Linked DNA regions of Homo sapiens: region 2 is linked to region 1. The links are chromatin loops, found by intact Hi-C in ENCODE. Cell type or tissue: left ventricle myocardium inferior. All regions are shown on one strand. Each heading gives the region's core, and the rest is flanking DNA. Links, peaks and the distances in the headings are about the cores only.

Evidence for each region. A loop is a pair of places that touch in the nucleus more often than their neighbours do. Peaks named below come from ENCODE experiments on the same cell type or tissue, not always from the same donor. Only the 100,000 strongest peaks of a DNase experiment are listed, where the experiment ranks them.
Region 2: a loop joins it to region 1, with 5 times the contacts of the local background. A loop is called at or near these places in 72 of 110 quality-filtered maps.

Annotation. Positions count from the first base shown.
Region 1 is chr2:198,307,484-198,312,868 of GRCh38, reverse strand. All of the region lies in intron 2 of LINC01923 (long intergenic non-protein coding RNA 1923), which reads left to right. Among named protein-coding and RNA genes, the nearest start is that of LINC01923, 65 kb to the left of the region's middle. RefSeq lists a silencer at 2,870-3,164. In left ventricle myocardium inferior, for the core only: a CTCF peak has its summit at 3,014 (motif pointing left); no DNase peak of the experiment used is centred there; H3K27me3 peaks cover 1,821 bases.
Region 2 is chr2:199,486,094-199,491,478 of GRCh38, reverse strand. No RefSeq gene overlaps it. Among named protein-coding and RNA genes, the nearest start is that of SATB2-AS1, 21 kb to the right of the region's middle. In left ventricle myocardium inferior, for the core only: a CTCF peak has its summit at 2,486 (motif pointing right); no DNase peak of the experiment used is centred there; H3K27me3 peaks cover 4,683 bases.

The DNA.
Region 1 (5,385 bases), core at 68-5,067:
CTCTCAGCTTTAGTTTCTTCGTTTGTGAAGTGGGCTTTATCACAAAGCTGTTGAGAGGATCAAGTGAGATAATGCGAGCAAATCCCTCGGCTTTGTGCCTGCCAAATAGTCAACGCTCCAAAAATGTCAGCCGGTATTATTATCCATTTATTCATGAGTTAATTCCCTGCCAACATAAAGGATTTTTTAAAAGTCTTTTGAGAAAGAAAGTATCAAGAACTTTATCACAGCAGCCTGAAAAAGGGAAGTCCAAGAGACAAGAGGAAGAAACAATCTTTTTTTGAAGGGTTAGGAGAAAGTTGAAGATGCATGAAGGATGGGATATTTATATTAAATCCAACTCAATGCCTTATATTTTAGCCCACAGCTCCCAATTAAAGAGGGTGAGATTTAGAAAATCAATCAATAATTAACCAGTTGTTTGGAAAAACAGAAACATGCTTCAAGGGAGGGAACATTATAGCAAGTGAAGACAAAGTTTAGGGTCCCTCACTTCTTCCTGTCCCTTAAGCCGGGCCCTTGGAGCCTAGACAAGTGAGCGTGTGCCTGGTGTCCAGTGGCCCCTGTAAGGCAGTGTAGGTGGAAGCTCTCCCATGAGCCCAGCCTTCTGACCCACTTTCAGCTGGTCAACCCAGGAGACCTCACTTTGTCTTCTTGTGGCCAGAAATTCATCCTGAAATAGAGCAATTCTGAAAATGGGAGACTCTGATTTTTAACTGCCCCTGCCGGCCTCTGTGCTAGAGTTTTGCAGACCCCGTACAAGTTGTCCGATTGCAAAGAACTCAGTTATTGCAGCCTAAGTGAGGGGTGGGCACAGCAGCAGAAGTGTTGGGGCAGGGATGCCAGGGCAGAAGAAATTGCACTGTGAACAGGGCGACAGCTTATAATTGAGTTAAATGTATTATCTTTAAGCGGTTGAAGTCTGAAAGGCAAATTAACCTAAGAAGCCCTCCATAACCATTATGGTGGGGTAAAAAGCAGATCACTCTAGGTAGGAAGGGTTTCATCAGAGGCCAGGAAAACTAGATGATTGGCCATTATGTGTAAATTGGAATCTGTTTTCACAATAATCAACTTGTTAATTTTCAATGAAATTATTTCAAAGAAATTTTAGCATTTCCTGAACTCTCTTTATTTGCTTCTATCCTTTTCTTTCACCAGATGGACATAATGTCAATGTTTAAAAGGAAGTATTTATGCCTTTCTTTCAACAGTTAATTATTACCTGTCAGGCAGCTGAAGATATCAGGCAAGGCTAAGCAAAGTAAAATGTGTCACTTTTCCAGGCAGAAATTCACCCACTCAACAAATGTATATTGAGTACCTGATGTGTGCAGGGCACAGAGCTTGTTTCACTGAAAGCTGGTCAGTAAACTCAGAAAGAGAGAGAGCCCATTGCCCTCCACCATTCTAAACTTACACAAGCAAGGAACCAAGATGTTATGGATTGGACTGTGTCTCCCCAAAATGTATCTGTTGAAGCGCTAACCTTCATTATCTAAGAATAAGACCATATGTGGAGATAAAGCAGGGGTCCCTAAACCACTTCCCACCCCTCCCTACCACAGACCAGTACCAGTGTGTGGCCAGTTAGGAACCGAGCTGCACAACAGGAGGTGAGCAGCTAGCAAAGTGTCATCTGTATTTACAGCGGCTCCCCATTGTTTGCATTACCGCCTGAGCTCCTCCTCCTGTCAGATCAGCAGCAGCATTAGATTCTCAGAGGAGTGCCAACCCTATTGTGAACTGCGCATGTGAGGGATCCAGGTTGTGTGCTCCTTTTGAGAATCTAATGACTGATGATCTGTCACTGTCTCCCATCACCCCCCAGATGGGACCATCTACTTGCAGGAAAACAAGCTCAGGGCTCCCACTGATTCTATGTTATGGTGAGTTGTATAATTATTTCTTTATATATTACAATGTAATAATAGAAATAAAGTGCACAATAAATGTAATATGCTTGAATCATCCCCAAACCATCCCCTCCCACCCCACCCATTTGTGGAAAAATTTTCTGCCACAGAACCAGTCCCTGGTGCCAAAAAGGTTGGAGACCACTGAGTTAGAGCCTTTAAAGAAGTGTTTAAGTTAAAATAAGGCCTTTAGGGTAGGCCCTTATTCAATCTCCCTGGTGTCCTCATAAGAGGAGGAAATTTGGACATGTGAAGACATGCCAGGATTCCGTGCGCACTGAGAAAAGACCACGTGAGGGTATCATAAGAAGATGGGCATCTACAAGCCACGGAGAGCGGCCTCAAGAGAAACCAATCTTGCTGACACCTTGATCTTGCACTTCTGGCCTCCAGAACTGTGGGAAGATAAATGCTATTTATTTAAATAGCATTGTTTAAGCCACCCATTTTGGCTTATTTTGTGATGACAAAAGTATTTCTTTATAGCAGCCCTAGCAAAATAACATATAAGCCAAACATTTATAGGACCAAAATGACTTAGTTCTTCCTCATGCACGGCAAACTCTAGTTCCTTCAGTTATCATTTTGTGTCCTCTTTTTTCTGGAAGTCTCAGCCCTAAATTAGTCCCTGAATCCTCTAGACAAAAACTCACTACTCTTTTCCTGTAACAAAGGAATTTGTATGTATGGGTATGTGTGTGTGTGTGTGTGTGTGTGTGTGTGTGGTAAATATCCCATAATCAAAAACTGTTTCCTAGTGAGTTACAGAGACAAAATGCTTGAAAAAGTATGTGCCATCTTGTTACATTCTCTTAATTCTCTTTAGAGTGAGTACAATAAAGTAAAACTTCATTATATCATGGAATATAGTTTGTACAAAATAGTACTACTTCTACATTGAAAGATTAGTTCTGCCTGGATCCAGTACACATGTCATATTTCTGGAAAGTCATTTGACACGAATCAGTCTAAAAAATAAAACAAGCAGGTGCATAATATATTACCCAGAATAAAATAAACATGGCTTCATTTGTAAGTGCCAGAGTATTCGTCCATTAAATCTCCATCAGCTACTGCATCTTTGGCGCCCTCTTGTGTCCATTTTGGGATAGGTTTTTTTCGTGGAATTTGCGAGCCATTCACCCCACGGCATCTCTAATTCAATCCCTCAAAAATGCAAGCGAGCACTCGATAGAAATCAATCTCTCCTTTGTCTACATAAATTATACCAATTGTAAAAATACTATTTGGTTAAAATATATATTATAAGGTTTCAAATTTTAAGTAAACATTTCTATACCCATTTGACTTCCTGAATATTTGAGCTTTTTTCTGTAGATTATTATAGAGAAAAGTTTTTTCTCTTGCTTTTATAGTTAATAGGTATTCATATTTATTTGTTGATCCTTCAGCATTTTAGTTCTAAAATGTAGGTCCCTTAGGTATCCTTTAAAAATTAATTTTTAACTCAGATTTCCACTGAAAAATATTATGTAAAACATTTTTACAAATCAAACCATAAAGCATGTTCTCTGCCATGACTATATCTGTACAGTTTTGTTTGAGATACCAATTGTTAATACCATCATTGCTATTTCCACCAAAAAGATGAATAAATATAAGCAAATTCCCAAAACATGACTTCATGCAGATTAGCTTAGTACATTGGTGATTACAGTACAAAGGTCACATTGCGTGTTAAAGTTAATTTCCCCAATTCTGATCTAATAAGGCATCCACCTTGGTTATTTCCTTGTTTTGTATAGATATCATAAAATATGAATTGGCATCTATATCACAAATCATCTGGGCCTATCCCTATTTCTCATTACTAACATTTAGTTCAAATACCATTCATCAAAATCTAACCACCCAATTTACATTTATACTGTATTCAGATAAATAACCATGTTCATCTGGGGCATGGGCTTTATTTCTCCTGAAGGCATAATTAGGGCCAGGCGTGGTGGCTCATGCCTGTAATACAGCACTTTGGGAGGCTAAGGTGGGAGGATGGCTTGAGCCCAGGTCAAGGCTGCAGTGAGTCATGATTGTGCCACTGCACTCCAACCTGGGCAACAGAGTGAGACCCTGTGTCTCAAGAAAAATTAAAAAATTTAAAAATAAAGGCATCATTAAATTCCCCAAGTAAATTCATTAAAATTTACTCCGTAGGCAAGGGACTGGCAAACTGACAAATAAGGACTATTTCAGAAGTTTCCAAAAGATGCAAGGCAAAATAAATACCTCATAAGTCATCAGCGAGATGGACAACTGTTGAGAACAAACAGAAGCAACTTTACGCTGGAATCAGCAAAAGCTGCTGTGAGGTAGAACAAGAACGTTTGACAGCAAAGTGTGCACCAGCCAGGGACCTTGGACAGATCATCACCAGCAAAACAGGGATAATTCTTACTGTATCCATTGTTAATGGGATAGCACATAAGAAATACTTAAAGAAAAGGGTATGAGTAAAAAGATGCATTTAATGAATTAATGCAGTTTAGATATTTAATATAGGGTTAGAAGCAAATATACAAATAATGCTTTTATTCTTAGAAAACATCTTTATTCTTTCAGACTCTGAGAATTAGTCTAAAGTTGCAGATAAGTACAAAATTACAAACACAAAGCCAGAATTCACCTTTTTGTGGGGGAACATGGGAAGAAGGTAAAGCAAAGTGTCTGTGATTTTGTATCAACCTGGTTAGGCCACAGTGCCCATTTGTTTGGTCAAACATTAGTCTAAATGTAGCTGCAAAGGTTTTTTTTTTTAAATAAACTTTGAATGAAGCAGATTAACCTCCATAATGTGGCCGAGTCTTATTTAATCAGTTGAAGGCCTGAATTCTACAGCAGATTTTGAAAATGCCAATATTCATAACGGCATGAGCCAATTCCTTATAATAAATATTTCTTACACACACTCTCTTTCTCTCCACACACATACACAACACACACACTCACACACACATCCTTTTGGCTTTGTTTCTCTGGAGAACCCTGGCATACGTAATCCATATGTTTTATAAATATTATATATATTTATATTTATATATATATCTTACACATACTCTGTATGCATATATATGGATGCATGTGTGTATTTCTCATAGAACAAGGTCAAAAGTATCCTTGACAAGGGTACTTTTATAAATAGGTTATAGCGTTCTGGCAAAGCGGGAATTAGTTGAGGATTAAGATGTTACAACCTTCTCCAGGCCTGAATGAAACTATGGCCTGAGATTTTCTAATTCCGCAGGAGCTTGCCTCACCCTAACCTCACTGCAAGGTACCAGGTGGGTCATGCACCCCTCATTACACTGAATCTGCCCCTCCTCCCCTCTCTACTGTCACTCTCTAGCCTGTGACCTCCTTTGCCTATGACAGTGTCCTCTCTGGTCAGCCTTATTCCAGTCCTCCCCACACCCTTCTCCCCAGTGCAACCACCACCTTCTCGCCAGAGGAA
Region 2 (5,385 bases), core at 134-5,133, 1.2 Mb before region 1:
ACTAGATTCCTAGCAATTCTACCCCATAAGGCGTGCTCAGACTCGCCAAGTCCCAAAAGGAGACAAGACTTAAGATCAAACCTGGACCTACCCCAACCACGTGTATAACGTGATCAGGCTTCTGGTCTGATTTGCATGTAATTTTTAAATTACTCAACTAAATACTTTCCAATTATTTTTAAAAAACTCAGAGAATACAGAAAGACACAAAGTAGACTTGAAAGACTCCTTGAAAAATAAAGGAAAGGCACAAAGTGGCCTTTCAAGTCTACTTGGTATCCTTCTGTATTGTCTTTTTCAAGCCCCCTCCTTGAAAAATTAAAAAATCCACTCTTTCTATCTTTTTGGCCAGGTACAGTGGCTCAAACCTGTAATCCTAGCACTCTGGGAGGCCGAGGCGGATGGATCACCTGAGGTCAGGAGTTCGAGACCAGCCTGGCCAACATGGTGAAACCCCATCTCTTCTAAAAATATAAAAATTAGCTGGGCGTGGTGGTGGGTGCCTATAATCCTAGCTAGTCGGGAGGCTGAGGCAGGAGAATTGCTTGAACCCGGGAGGTGGAGGTTGCAGTGAGCTGAGATTGCACCACTGCACTCCAGCCTGGGGGATAGAGCAAGACTCAGTCTCAAAAAAAAAAAAAAAAAAAAAGAAAAGTATCTTTTTCTTTTTTCGGTCTTTATTCTATGTAGTTACAAATAAATATATTATAAAATATTATATATATTCATATAGAAACAAGATATGGTTTTATAGGTTATCTTTGGGCTCAGGGTATTTTGAAACATTTTTTCCACTTAAAAATCTGTCTTTAGGCTGGGCTAGATGGTTCACAACTGTAATCCCAGCACTTTGGGAGGCTGAGGCAGGCAGATCACTTGAGGTCAGGAGTTTGAGACCAGCCTGGCCAACATGGTGAAACCGTGTCTCTACTAAAAATACAAAAATTAGCCGGGTGTGATGGTGCATGCCTGTAGTCCTAGATTCTCAGGAGGCTGAGGCACAAGGATCGCTTGAACCCAGGAGGCAGAAGTTGCAGTGAGCTGAGATCACGCCACTATACTCCAGCCTAGGCAACAGAGTGAGACTTGGTCTCAAAAAAAAAAAAAGAAAAAAAAATCTGTCTTCAAAGGTTTTCACATTAGTAAATATAAATCCACTTCTTTTCAAACTTCTGAATGCTATTCCATGGCAGAGAGACATGTTTGTCATTTAATCATTCCCCTCCTGACGGATACTTGGGTTGCTTCCAAGTTTTCAAGATTATAAACAGTGCTGCAGTGAATATCCTTGCACACCTTTTTTGGTATACATTTATTGAGACAGATCCCTGAAAGTAGAACTGGTGGACAGGCCTAAAGTTTAATTTTGCTATAAGACGCCAGTTTTCGAGTCTATTTTATTCGGTGCTTCCAGATAACAAGATTTGTAAAATTGTAAAGTAAGTTATTTCTTGACAGGATCCATCCTAAGGCTAACATTAATCCAGAAACAAACCCACCAGTGCCTCTGATAATTATGCTGTATCTCAGAAAGCTAGGAATACTTGGCCACAGGCACAGTTCTTTAAGCTTTTAAAGCTTTTCTGAGCCAGTTGTGGTGGCTCACGCCAGTAACACCAGCATTTTGGGAGGCTGAGGCAGGAGAATCGCTTGAGCCCAGGAGTTGGAGATCAGCCTGGGCAACATAGGGAGACCTCATCTCTACAAAAAATTAAAAAATTAGCCAAGTGTGGTGGTGCCTGCCTGTGGTCCCAACTACTTGGGGAACTGAGGTGGAGGGATCACTTGAGCCTGGAATGTCAAGACTGCAGTGAGCCATAATTGTGTCACTGCATTCCAGCCTGGGTGACAGAGTGAGACCCAGTCTCAAGAAAGAAAGAAAGAGAGAGAGAGAGAGAGAGAGAGAGAGAGAGAGAGAGAGCAAGCTCTTTGGGAAGCTGGGCAACCTAGCAAGACCCCACCTCTCCAAAAAAATTAAAAATTAGCCAGCACACCACTGCACTCCAGCCTGGGTGACAGAGCAAGACCCTGTCTCAAAATAAAAACAAACAAACAAACAAAAAAAGTAAGTAAAGCTTTTCTGGGGCCTGCTAAAAAGTTCGAGATCTGGAAAAATTGTTCCCTTCAATATATAAAACCTAGAGAACGCTAAAGTTAACACAGATTTATTAAATCCCTACAAAATTTATCATTGTGTCAATTTCATTAATATTACATTTAGTATTCATAAATGTTTCATTGTTGGAATTCTCTTTAATTCTTTCCCCAATCTGCTTTCCTCCCTAAGTGAGGGACCAACACCAACCCTCTTGGTTTCTCCTTACTGTATTCAGAGAAAAGATTCACCTAAAAAATAACTTAAGGTCTTTCTTTTTCTCCTCTTTATTTTGGGTGTCTTTCTAAGGAGGATTGCCTTCTGCTCCTCGTTTAGGAAGAAGGCAGCTTTAACCAGGACAACAGTTTGGGGACGGAGCTCCCTTCCCCAGGAGGGGGCAGTATTGAGGAGAGAACTGCATGTGGCCAGTGGCAAAAACTAGGGGAGAAATTCTTTCTTCAGTCTTCTGAGAGAGCCCATGGAAGACAGCGAGAACTTAGAGGGCAACAGACCCAATTCATTTGGTGGGTTGATAGGGCAGGGGCTGTGGGTCACAGGCTCCCTGTTGTGGGGATGAGGCGGCAGGCAATGTAAAGGATCTCCCTCTTGATGCAGCTTTCATTCTGAGTATCAAGCTCTTTTTTAATGTACTTGTTTTCCTCTAGTGCTTAATTCTTAGCAATGACATAGCATCCTGCTACATTTCATCATGAAAGTACTGTATTTCAGCAGCACTTTGGGTTAATCAGTACTGTCAGGATAGGCTGGGAGCCTAATCAACAATAGTGTTTCTATGAAGGATGACAGAATTAGTGAATGTAATCACCTCAAGTGTTTCTTGGCTCTGAATTTAATTCAACAAGCTCGTGTTGAGTACTTACCAAGTATCCTGCTAGACAGAGAAAACCCTGAAAATAGGGACCAGCTATTTATTTATTTATAAAATTTATTTGTTTATAAAATGCATTCAGGGTTTCCAACAATGGACTTACACAGGAACCTTTGGAACACCATCCATCCCTGACTGGGCACTCTTCACACGGGCCATGTATGGGACAACCAGACGTTTCTGTTTTCCAAAGAAGTTTGTGATTCCCTGGGAAATGTCCCAGGCCAGGGAGTTTTTTGTTCAAGGTTTCTCTGTAATAAGTACTGTGTGGGATACTTTATGGATTGACCTGGCTAAATTATGTTGTTTTTTTAAGCTGGTGATTTTGTAGTTTACAAAATGATCCACAGAGTTTGGCAGTTTGCAAGCCTTAAAAGCTTGAGATGCATTTCTAAGAGTACAAATATTCCCTTTGGCCATTTGGGCCACAAAACCCTGAAGGTTCCCTTGCTTGGAGATTGTTGGTGGTCTTCCTTTTCTGCAGCCTGGAGCTCTGCCTGGAGCCTTTAAAAGTGAAGTGGACTAAACTCTGTTAAAATTATATGAATTGCCTGACTACTCCTTACCCTTATCCCCATGAAAAGTACCTGATTGTTAACATCTCTTTATAGATATATCCAAGATGTAGTGACTTCAGTTTCTCCCTTTGCCAGACAATGGAGGTTGACTTGTGTTCTTCATTCTATAGTTCTCACCCACACATCCAGGAGAGTTCCAAGGGAGCCATAAAGGTACACCAGTGGATTTCAGCATTTGAGAAAGTCTCTCAAATGTCATATGTTTACTTCTCTGAAATAAAACTGCACAGAAAAAGAAAACATCAACTGTCTTTTGCTTTTGGCTGAAATTGTATAAACTCACCAGTTGAGACATTGGCCATACGGAGATGAGGAAGAGCTGGTCCCTATTTTCAGGGTTTTCTCTGTCTAGCAGGATACTTGGTAAGTACTCAACACATGCTTGTTGAATTAAATTCAGAGCCAAGAAACACTTGAGGTGATTACATTCACTAACTCTGTCATCCTTAAATGGCCAGATCCTGCAGTTATCCCTTGTCTTGGCCACTGCACTGTCCCTACTCAAGAAGATGCAGGCCAGGCATGGTGGCTCATGCCTGTAATCCCAGCACTTTGGGAGGCTGAGGCAGGCAGATCACCTGAGGTCAGGAGTTTGAGACCAGCCTGGCCAACATGGTGAAACCCCGTCTCTACTAAAAAATACAAAAATTAGCTGGGCATGGTTGCACATGCCTGTAGTCACAGATACTCGGGAGGCTGAGGCAAGAAAATCACTTGAACCTGGGAGGAGGTGGAGGTTGCAGTGAGCCAAGATTATGCCACCGCCTGCACTCCAGCCTGGGTGACAGAGCAAGGCTCTGTCAAAAAAAAAAAAAAAAAGTTTAAGTTCCTATTGAAATACAAAAGTTTCTAGGAGAAGAGGGAGGAACTTGTATATTTCAAACATATTGTGTGTGGGGTGTGTGTGGTGCTTGGCAGTTAATAAAGGGAAGAGTAGAGAGGCTTAACTCTTCTAATTCCCTCTTATTACCATGGAGCCTCAGGTTATCTTGTTAGCAGTTTGGAAACCTTGGAAACTTGGCTTTGAGGATCTAGGAAACAAAATGGCACTGGGCAAAGACTGTTATGCATGGCAGTGACTTACTTTAGTGCTATGCTGTCCAATCCAGTAGCCCCCAGCCACATGTGGCTCTGGAGCCCTTGGAATTCAGCTAGTCCAAAACTGAAATGTATTATAAATATAAAACACATACTGATTTTCAGAGTTAGTGTGGGGAAAAAAAGAACATGAAATATCTGAACAATGTTTTGTATTGATTACATGTTGAAAATATTTTAGAGGCCGGGCACGGTGGCTCATGCCTGTAATCCCAGCACTTTGGGAGGCCGAGGCGGGCGGATCACGAGGTCAGGAGATCGAGACCGTCCTGGCTAACATAGTGAAACCCCATCTCTACTAAAATTACAAAAAATTAGCCGGGCGTGGTTGCAGGCGCCTGTAGTCCCAGCAACTCGGGAGGCTGAGGCAGGAGAATGGCGTGAACCCGGGAGGCGGAGCTTGCAGTGAGCTGAGATCGTGCCACTGCACTCCAGCCTGGGCGGCAGAGCGAGACTCCGTCTCAAAAAAAAAAAAAAAAAAAAAAAAAAAAGAAAAGAAAATATTTTAGATATGTTGGGCTAAATAAAATACATTATTAAAATTAATTCTACTATTTTATTTTTAAAAGATGGCTACTAGAGCATTTAAAATTACATAAGTTGCATTATATTTGTATTGGACAGCATGGCTCTAGTGGCTAGGAGGACAGACCCCCACCTAGAGGGCGCTAAAGTCCAGTGCATGGGCAGAGGTGCTACCGAATGAGACTGCAAAGGCAGGAATG